Linked DNA regions of Mus musculus: all the other regions are linked to region 2. A link is a loop called in an ENCODE intact Hi-C map of the cell type or tissue named here. Cell type or tissue: heart. All regions are shown on one strand. Region 1 overlaps Prkd1 (protein kinase D1). Region 2 holds the start of Prkd1 (protein kinase D1). Region 3 overlaps Prkd1 (protein kinase D1). Region 4 overlaps Prkd1 (protein kinase D1).

Region 1 (2,500 bases), 140 kb after region 2:
ATATGAGATCCATAGCCTTGGCTTGGTTTAGCAGAGTATATGAAGTCGTGAAATTAATGCAAATGGGTCATAATATTAGTAAGTATAGGACTGAGCTTTAAAAGATTAGCTGTTATTCTTAACCAAATGCAGGTTAGTTTTGAGGAAAAGTGATATATACATATATATTGAAACAGAAGATCTACAAAAATTGGTAATAAGGAAAAGACTTAGCATGTTTCCTCGCTTTGGTCAATTTGAAATCATGTGAATTGTACTACAGTTCTAGAAACCAAGGCAAAGATTAGTCTCTGAGTTTGTATAGTGCAGGAAGAGGCTGAGTATTTTATTCAGCTGCTCTAGTGAATTGTCTCATGATCGTTGTTTCCTTCAGTAACAACAAACACTCAGGAAGTATTTCCTGTTGGTTGTGCCTTCTTAGAAATACATGTTTGTTCATTTTATCCCTTCAGTGGTCCTGAGATGCAATCAACAAAATAAGTCAATCTAAGAATGAAATACATGGTTAGTTTATATTGTTTTTCCTCCTATAGGGTTGCAGACCCCTTCAGTACCTTGGGTACTTTGTCTAGCTCCTTCATTGGGGGACCTGTGTTTCATCCAATAGATGACTGTGAGCATCTACTTCTGTATTTGCCAGGCACAGGCATAGCCTCACAAGAGATAGCTGTATCAGGGTCCTATCAGCACAATCTTGTTGGTATATGCAATAGTGCCTGGGTTTTGTGGTGGTTTATGGGATGGATTCTCAAGGTGGGGCAGTCTCTGGATGGTCCTTCCTTCCATCTCTAGTTGCATATATAGCAGAGTATGGCCTAGTCGACCATCAATGGGAGGAGAGACCCTTGGTTTTGCTAAGATTATATAACTCAGTACAGGTGAATGCCAGGGCCAGGAAGCAGGAGTGGGTGGGTTGGGGAGCAGGGTGAGGGGATGGTATAGGGGACTTTCAGAGAGGAATCTAGGAAAGGGGATAGCATTTGAAATGTAAATGAAGAGAATATCTAATTAAAAAAAGAATGAAATGTATGAGTCAGTACATATACAGGACTCACAAACACTAGATATGTAGATACAACTGAATGACTAAAATAGGGAAAGATGATGAGGACTTGTATCTCTCGTATGGATATCATTATATATTTGGTGAATTTTCTGGACCTTGGTAGTGTGTGTCACATTTCCCAAACTTTCTTCAAACTGTTATTAACGTGCAGCTGATGCTATGGGATATGCTGTTTAACAGTTGATCCTGGACCAAGGCCTGGGTTGAAGGGATTCTTATGTGAATCAGTAGCTCATGCGTGTTCAGAGCTCCAGAGAGATGTGGCCTTGTGCTCAGAGTTCAAACTGGACTGCTACGAATTGCAGAATGGCTTGCATTATATGGAAGCCAGTAATTTTTTTTTGTACAATTGATTGAAGGATATAATATCATTATTTAGAGAAATAATAAAAATATAACTTTTGAACTAATGGTTGTTTTGCTTAATATTTATATTGCTAATGCTTTTCAACTGAAGTTACTATTTTTTTCGTTGAATATTAGCTGAAATGTCTCACCTGGGAGATGTTTTTTCTAACTCCTTGTTTAGGTTATACTCATTTTTTTTCCTAGTCTATCTTTATATGATAATTTCTCTAAAAGGGTCATCTCCTCACTCTGTTGTTAGACATTTATTTTGGGTTCTTATTAGGGCAGTCTGACTCCCTAATTATACTTTATATACAGTGTCTTCTACATGAAGTCTCATGAGTGTCAGGAATAGTGTCTGGTTTTGTTTATCACAGTATCTCTAGCAACAGACAGCATGTTTAAACATTTGCTCATTATTTACTGGAGGAATAGCTGTGAGCACTTGTGGTAAACAGGATGTATTTATTCTACCTCTCTTTAGAGCAGGAATGTATGTTATTTGTGTTATGGTGATCAAGGTAAGCAGGCTTTCATCATAATTTCTGGTTTTAAGACACATTGGGGAACACAGTCCCCTGAGAGCACATGGTCAGAAGTTAAGAATTGTTGACTAAGGTTACGAATATTCATTCTCCACATACTTATTGTAAGCATGGTTTAGTGTTGGTTTCAGTCTTTTGACGCAACAAAGCTGTGTAGGCAGGTTCTTCAGCCCTGTGCTCTTGCCTGTCTAAAGGAACAAGCACTTAGCCAATCAGCTTGGTTGCTGGCAGTAGAAGTCTGGAACATTTGAACTTGCCTCCATTGTTCTGAGGAAACTCCACTACAGTGACTTTTAAAGTTATGGCTGCTACTGAGGTAGAGCTACTACTTCAGAAAACCTTGCTCCAGTCATGTCTAGTTGGCAATGACTTGTAAAACTTTTCCTGTTGGGATAATTCTCAGTAAATTACAAACACCCTCAGGACAAGAGTAAGCCTTCTGCAGTTACTCAGCAAAAAGGTTATGGTTGTCTTAATGTAAGATTTTGATTGCTTCATAATTGAGGCTTCTGATTGGAAGAACTGGAAACTGGGCACATAT
Region 2 (2,500 bases):
AGCCTGTTCAGAATTTACTAAGAATTATCAGAAGGCCTCTGATAACAATCATTGCAGCCTGTTAAACCAAATAGGGTCCCTGTACATCTACAGATGCAAAGAACCCATCCCGATAGAAAGGACAGAAATATAGTCAGGCTCTACTGTCTCTGAAGCACCTCTTTTTGCCCAGCCACCAGTATAATCAGATCAAAATTAGTGCTGTGGGTGTGGGGCTGGAATTGCTCCTAGAAAGCCAGGTTAAGGTTGACAGTTTTGAAGAGGCTGAAACACAGAAGTTCCAAACACAAAACAAAGTAGAAAGCAAGAACCCTATTTAGACCCTTAAGAAGGCGGTGGGTGGAGCAGGTGGGGTTGATGGAAAGGATACAGACTCCGCTATTACAAGAGAGACACGGTTTTAAAGAGGTCAGCTGACTGGCCCTTTAACAAACTCGAGGGCTCCCAGAGGGAGTCCCCCGTTAGGTGGGCTCTACCAGGCTGGCGTTTCCCGGTCCACTCCTGTGCGGGCGCTTGGAAGGGGGTGGTCAGGACTGCCCTGAATGGGCGGGTCCGCGGCTTTAGAGTCCGCCGAGTGGGCTGGGGCGGCTGCTGCGCGCAGGGGGCGGCTCCCCGTCGGGCTCCGGTTCCCCTCGTCGGCTCCGCGGCGCCGCCCTCGCCCCGCCCCGCCCCGCCGGCGCCGGTCGCGCGGACCCGCCGTGGTCCCCGGAGCGGAGCGCGCCGCGGCCGCAGTAGCTGGGCGCCTCCCCCGCGCTGCCGCGCGCCCGCCTGCTCGCCTGCCCGCCCGCCGGCCCCGGCTCCGCTCGGCCATCTTCGCGGCTCCCGCCCTCACCAGCTCCGGTCGCGCGCCCTGTCCCCGCGCGCGGACTTTCCCGGAAAGTTTGGTGGTTCTTCTCCGCCGCCGCAGGCAGCGGCGCCGCGCCCCACGTCCGCCAAACTTTGGGGCTCACTGGCGCGATGAGCGTCCCTCCGCTGCTGCGACCGCCTAGCCCGCTCCTGCCCGCCGCGGCCGCCGTGGCTGCTGCCGCCGCTGCGCTGGTCCCAGGCTCCGGGCCCGCGCCCTTCCCGGCGCCTGGGGCCGCCCCGGCGGGGGGCATCTCGTTCCATCTGCAGATCGGCCTGAGCCGCGAGCCGGTGCTGCTCCTGCAGGACTCCTCTGGCGACTACAGCCTGGCGCATGTCCGGGAGATGGCTTGTTCCATCGTGGACCAGAAGGTAAGGTGCCCCGGGTCCACCAACTTTGCAGCCGACCTCGCCTGCGCCGTACAGCCTGGCTGTGGCCGGACTGCATGCCCTAGCCCCAGGCACTGCTCTGCCTGCCGCGCAGTCTTCCTGGGGGCTGACCTCCTGCTCCTTCTCTGGCACGCCTGCCTTCTCACCTCCTTTACCTCCCTTCTTGCGATGACAGTTCAAGGAATCTTGCACTTTTCTCCTCGCGCTCCGGCGTATTCTTGAGGTTTCCTGGCTGTCCTGACTCTTTTTCCCTGGACCAGAGCCTACCTGGTACCAGATCCGCTTTCCAGCGCCAGAGATCCCTTGGGACAGCCCAGAGCTTTTTCAGCCCCACTCCCTTCCACTACATCCTCTTTCAGCTCTAATTGATGCTGAGGAGTTCCGGGTGTGACCTGGACGCCAGGAATTTCTCACCTGCCAATAGTGCTTTTAAGAAAGGGTGATTGATTAAGCCAGCTGTGAAAACAACCGAGGAGTTGGTACCACTACCCAAGTCCGCCCTGGATTTAGTACTACCACTGTGCGAGCTTAGAAACATTTTCCAACAATAAAACCTGAAATTTACAGCGTTTTTTGGCTTAAATTTCCATGCACTGATCTTGGGAGACTGGAGTAGTGAGAAGGTCTGTGGTTCCAAGAACATCCAGTGCTGGCTTTGCTCTTAAGTTTGAGGCTATGGGACTTTGGATAGTGGTCATCAAAGACTGGCTGGGGAGAGGCCCATAAAGCTGGGCTAGGCCACCCATCATTGTTTCCAGTGCACTTTTGAAGTTAGGTTATCTCCACAGCCATCCAGAAGGATGCTTCATGTAAGGGGGAAGGGCCCTTGGTGCCACTCCTTCACAGTATGGACTGCCAGGGTTCTGGGGGAGGAGAGAGAGATAGAGGAGTTAGCTAAAGGTGCTGACTTTCAACTCTGGAGGGCTGACTGGCTAGTTCTCACCCTTTAATGAACAGTCAAGAGCGGATTTTCTTAAACTGTTTGGAACAACGTGTCTTACGCTTTTTGAGCGGTGTAAATAGTGGTGCTGAGTACAGAGGTCTAGGGAGTTGCTCTGGGGAAGCACCCACTAATGCAGGAAGTGAAAATTCTAGAGGTCAGACTCAAGTAACAGTGAGTGCCTTGAAGTTTTGTTAATTAAAGGGAGTGATATTTTTTCGTTATATAATTGAACTCTTTGTAGTTCCCTTGAAGTACTGAATCCAGCCGCCCCCTCCCCCAGGATGGTGAATTATGCAAGTATTCTAGGCTCTGACTGCCTCACTG
Region 3 (2,500 bases), 100 kb after region 2:
CTTTGAGACCATACATTGAAGTCAGGCGTACTCACTGTGGTTGGGGCACATGTGGACTTAAGAGGGAAGATATTGAGAACTTGTAGAGCCCAAGAAGGGTCAGGGACAAGTCCCTTTCCTTTGTTCACTGGTATATCCAGCAGCGAGGCATCCTTAAGAACTAGGGCACTGCAAGAAAGGAGACATTGATAGTCAGCCAACATCATTCTCCTACCTCAGGAGGCTCATAAGTGCTTTTTGTCAGACTTGCAGGCTCAAAGCTTGGCGAGATGAAGATGCAATAATTTGCCCCACCTGGCAAACTGTGACATAGAATCATTGGCATGCCTACACCTGACTACTGCTGGCAGTGATTAATTATGTATTGGGACAGCAGGATACTGCCAAGTGAGGTCATGGGCAGAGTGCTGTTCTATTTATGCTCCCTGCACTTCCAGGGTGATATTTTAACTCTAAAACAAAGCTGCATGACATTTAGCAAGTAAAGAGAAAGGAGAAGCCAGATTAGGGAGATGTCTGCACATATCCATTCATTAATTCAGTCTTTCATTCAACAAATACATGTGAACACCTTAGTATGTAATTACTTAGAGGGAATGAATATTCATTCATCTTTGAAATTCAAATTCCATTTTTGCTAATGAACAGCCCAATGTGTTTATCAGAGGTACAGAGTTAGCAGTGGTAAAAATTAATTTAGATCCTAAACTTCTTTTTTTTTTTGTTGTTTGTTTGTTTGCACAGTTCTTCAGGTGTCTGCAAAGGGGGCTGAAGGCTGAAGTTGGCTATGAGTGAGGGAGCATCCTCTGATGGGGCAAGGAGTAGTAGATGCAGGAAGGAGGTGTATCATTTTCTCTGAGACTTGGGAGCTCAGCCCTTGAGAGCTCTCTGTTAGAGCATGCTGTATTGTTGATATTAATTGGTAGTCTCTGTGGAGTATTTACAGTGTGCTGAGTTGTGTAGTAGAAAACTGATTTCTTCCATCATCATAGTAGACCCTGCCTGGCAGGGCTAAGTGTCCTCCGTGTAGCCAGCCTGGAGGGCCCCACAGACATAGCTGCACACTACCCTTTGGTGGGAAGGATCCCTTGGTCCTTTGCTCTTACAACCCAGCATAAAAAGCAGCACAGAATTCTCACCTGTCCCAGATAGTCTAGAAACTCAACCTGGAGAATTCATATTCTTATTACACTATGGTTGTTTGGCCTTTGGCAAATGTTTCAACGTTTGCCTAGGGAAAACATAAGTAACTGTGCCAGCATCAAATACATATTTTCAGTTTTAAGTGGTTACATGGCCAGTCTTCCAGTTAATAGGGACTTCACATTTTAAAAATGACTTAGGGTTTTCTATGTAGAGTTGACTCCCGAGTAAAGGAGCGTTTTTACATAGATTACTCTGAAGTTTCTAGAGTCTTTTTAAGTTGTCTGAGACTTTCATATATGCATGTAATGTGTTTTGATCAAATCCACCCCCTGTCCACTCCCCTCATTTCTTCCCTATCTTACCACCATGTCTCCTTGCCAACTTGATGTGGTCTTGTTTTAAATTCCAGCATGCATGCCCACGGGAGAAAGGCCATCAGCTGGAATGTGGGCAGCCTGCTGAGGGTCTCTGAGAGGGGAAGGCAGGCATAGTTTTGCTTTGTTTGGTTTTTGTTTTTTTGCTTTTGGCCAAAGCTACCTTTATGGGTCCTACAGTTCCAGACTGTCTTACAGACATGGCCTTCCTGGCCCAGCCTCCTGACTGCTACAAGGTTAAGTTATGGGTAATCATGCCTGGTCCCAGAGTATTATTTGTATTTTTTATTTTATTATAATCATGAAAATAGGATCAAATATATATTATATATACATATATATATGTATGTATATATATGTGTGTGTGTGTATGTATGTTGAAAAAATCCTATATATCTAAAGCAGTACATTTGCACAAAAAAAATAGAAAATAATGCTACCTACAAAAGAAATAATATTTTAGGCCATTTGGGAATAAGATTAAAAGATGTGTAAGACCTCTGTGGAGAAGTAGGATATATATATCAAACCATAAATGCAAGTCAGTCCATTTCAGATCATTTCTTGTGTCCTAAGTGTACAATAATTGTATGTAATCAAAACAATAAATGAAAAAGATATTGTCAGCAGAAGGGGAACGGGAGAGCTGGAGGCGAGGGAGAAAGTGGTATCATTTTATTTCAGTTATAGACCCATGTTAAAATAAATTTAAAAAGGAGAAGTTTTAAAGAGAAATATACGTCAAAACATTCCTCTTTGCAGTCCCTTGGACGTGTTGTTTTGTGACTGTATAGATAGATATAGATATAGATATGGATATGGAGATGGAGATATAGGTATAGATAGATGGGGTAATGTTCTTCTGTGTGTTGTAAGTGTCCCCACATTAGGCCATATACTTGCATACCCGTACATACCTATGTACATACATACATACAAACAAACATAGAACAGATAATTTAAATATTCAGGTTTTAACA
Region 4 (2,500 bases), 140 kb after region 2:
AGGCCCATTTTTTAGATGATTTTAGTTCACATCACTTTGATAATTGAGAATAACCATTCTAGTTATGGTGATATAAATATATTTTATACATTTTGCATGTATGTGTGTGTGTGTGCGTGTGCGTGCATGTATGCTATATGTGTGTGTAAGCATGCTCCTCTTTGTTTGATTGTGTCAAAACTAGAGACCACCATCAACTGTTTTCCTCTGTCTTTTTCTGCCTTGTTAGTTTTTGAGACTGGACCTCTCACTGAATCTGTAGCTACCATTTTTGCTGGATTGGCTTGCTGATTGGCCACCAGGATCTTCTGTTTCTTGCCATGTAGCACACAGGTTATAGATGTGTGCATCTGTGGCTAGCTTTTCTGTGGGTGCTAGGGATCCAACTTTGGTCTTCTGGCTTGTGTAGTGTGTACTTTATCCACTGAGTTATCTTTGTAGTTCTACATACATATTTTGAAATACCCAACAGTACAAATACTATATAGTACAGTATAATATAGGTCTATCTTTGAAATTATAGTTGTTAATTTCATTATGGATAAGAAAACATTTTGATGCTCTCTTTGAGGAACCCATTGCTAGTAATAATATGCCGTGAGAGAACACAGTGCATGTGAGTACAATCTACTATAATTTTAAAACATAAAAACTTGAAGAATTATATGCCATCTATTGGCAATTGGATGTTATGGAATTAAAACAGGAAATATCTTAGAGAAATGGTGAACCTAAACCATAGACCCCTAAACAAGATTTCACAAAAAAAGTCATAAATTGATGAGATGTGTTGGTATTATTCAACACTCTCCACATCATAAAGTGGGTCATTGGATATCTAGAAGAGTTAATTATGTGTGAAATTAGTATCAGACTATCTTGTTCTGGATAGATTTTAAACTAAGTGAAGATGTGCTGAGTGATCAATGAGCAAAGCTGAAAAGGGATGGTGACAATATGGCAGCTCTGTTTTAGACATGTAATGACACTTTGTCAATCGTCTGTTCTTTCTCTTGCACTGACCTGATTGTAGGATAAACCATATGCACACAGCTGCTTCTTAAATGAGTTTGCATTCCAGCTAGTAGAATCTATACACATCTCTGCAGTGAGATAAATATGTAATGGTATTTTGGCTGAGATGGGAGTCAGGTGGCCACAGCGTACTTGCTAGTGGAGTAGGGAGCACCACAGCTTCGGGGCCAGCTGGACATGACCATCTGAGACTCTGGAGAAGGGTCACTGCAGAGAGAGTGGAGATAAGCAGAGAGGTTCTGTAAGTAAGCCCCTAAGGTCTTCTGTTATCCATGGAGCCTCTGAGAAGGCATATTATTCCTTGCTTAACTGAAGTTCTCCTGAGGTGATAAGGTCATGATCCTAGTTAAGGGAGAAGAGCAATCACACACTTGGAAAATAAGAATTGGGACCCTCAGAGATCTGGAGGTTCTTCATGGAAAGCCACAGCTTAGAAGTGAGCAGTCTGCCAAAGTCATCACAGACACTCAAGTGTTCAAATGTGTCTGGGCCGTAACCTTTGCAGTGAAAGGAAATCCTGATTTCTAAAAATAAAGATTGCTTTTATTTTAAGAGTCAAAGGGGAACAGACTGTCCAAGTAAATGCAGGTCACTGACATGTTTTGATTGTGGCCTTGGTATATGAAGAGAAGTTCTGTCCAATTGCAAGATGTTGTTTCCCTAAGTGTTTGCAGACAGAGAGAAAACAGAATGGGCCGAGATGAAGAGAAGCAAGTGTGTTGGGGGAAAGAAGCAAAGATTAGCACACCTAGTTCCGCTGAAATGCTATCAATTTGGAGAATGGTCCATCTTCAGCCTTTTGAGAGGAGCTTGAGAGTAGAGGGTGGTTGGTCACAGTGTGTATGTTGGATTACAGGCAGAGTTGTATTTCCTAAGAACAGTGGAGCTGGGAGGGCAATCCACCATCCATAGTTTGTTGGCAGTATAGATTTGAACTTTTGTATTTGGTGTTTTGAAGGTAGAACATTCTTATTCTTAGCATGTTTATATCTCAACAAGCTTTTTATTTTCTGCAAATTTAGAGTAAGGCCTTGATTTTCACTTGATTCTCTATTCACCCCCAACTTTCATTTTGGTCTTTTTCATTTACATTAAGATTCACATGCTTATTAAAGCATCTTATTGAAATCTTTCCTTTTTAACTTTTTATGCACCATTGCCTTCACAGTGAAAACAAAAGCATATGGATTTGGGCAAAGACTCACTGTAGATAATGAGTATGACATCTGCACATTTAACCTATCTTAAACATCTTGGTTCTTCCAGAATACACTATTCCTTTTTAACCCCTTCAAGGTGTTGAGCTACTGAGATAGACTAGAGCTCTCAGATACTTCTGAGGTAAACTAGATTGCTTTTAAGATAGCCTTATATTACCTTGTAAAGGTAAATGAAAGACTTTTCAAAGTGACGTTCATAAACATCTCCCATGATGCTATCCCTTTATTGCTTTGTCTTTATGAGT

What was found. A loop is a pair of places that touch in the nucleus more often than their neighbours do. Peaks named below come from ENCODE experiments on the same cell type or tissue, not always from the same donor. Only the 100,000 strongest peaks of a DNase experiment are listed, where the experiment ranks them.
Region 1: it touches region 2 in a loop (2.3-fold over the local background); 4 of 42 quality-filtered maps call a loop at or near these places.
Region 3: it touches region 2 in a loop (4-fold over the local background); 9 of 42 quality-filtered maps call a loop at or near these places.
Region 4: it touches region 2 in a loop (2.5-fold over the local background); 4 of 42 quality-filtered maps call a loop at or near these places.

What each region holds. Positions count from the first base shown.
Region 1 is chr12:50,506,148-50,508,647 of GRCm38, reverse strand. All of the region lies in intron 1 of Prkd1 (protein kinase D1), which reads left to right. Among named protein-coding and RNA genes, the nearest start is that of Prkd1, 140 kb to the left of the region's middle. In heart, no CTCF peak of the experiment used is centred here; no DNase peak of the experiment used is centred here.
Region 2 is chr12:50,647,431-50,649,930 of GRCm38, reverse strand. Prkd1 (protein kinase D1) reads left to right here and starts at 682. Exons shown (of 19, transcript NM_008858.4): 1 at 682-1,215. The coding sequence starts at 958. In heart, a CTCF peak has its summit at 1,162; DNase peaks (open chromatin) are centred at 620, 1,230 and 1,310; H3K4me3 peaks cover 2,478 bases; H3K27ac peaks cover 2,236 bases.
Region 3 is chr12:50,547,820-50,550,319 of GRCm38, reverse strand. All of the region lies in intron 1 of Prkd1 (protein kinase D1), which reads left to right. Among named protein-coding and RNA genes, the nearest start is that of Prkd1, 100 kb to the left of the region's middle. In heart, no CTCF peak of the experiment used is centred here; no DNase peak of the experiment used is centred here.
Region 4 is chr12:50,510,730-50,513,229 of GRCm38, reverse strand. All of the region lies in intron 1 of Prkd1 (protein kinase D1), which reads left to right. Among named protein-coding and RNA genes, the nearest start is that of Prkd1, 140 kb to the left of the region's middle. In heart, no CTCF peak of the experiment used is centred here; a DNase peak (open chromatin) is centred at 1,519.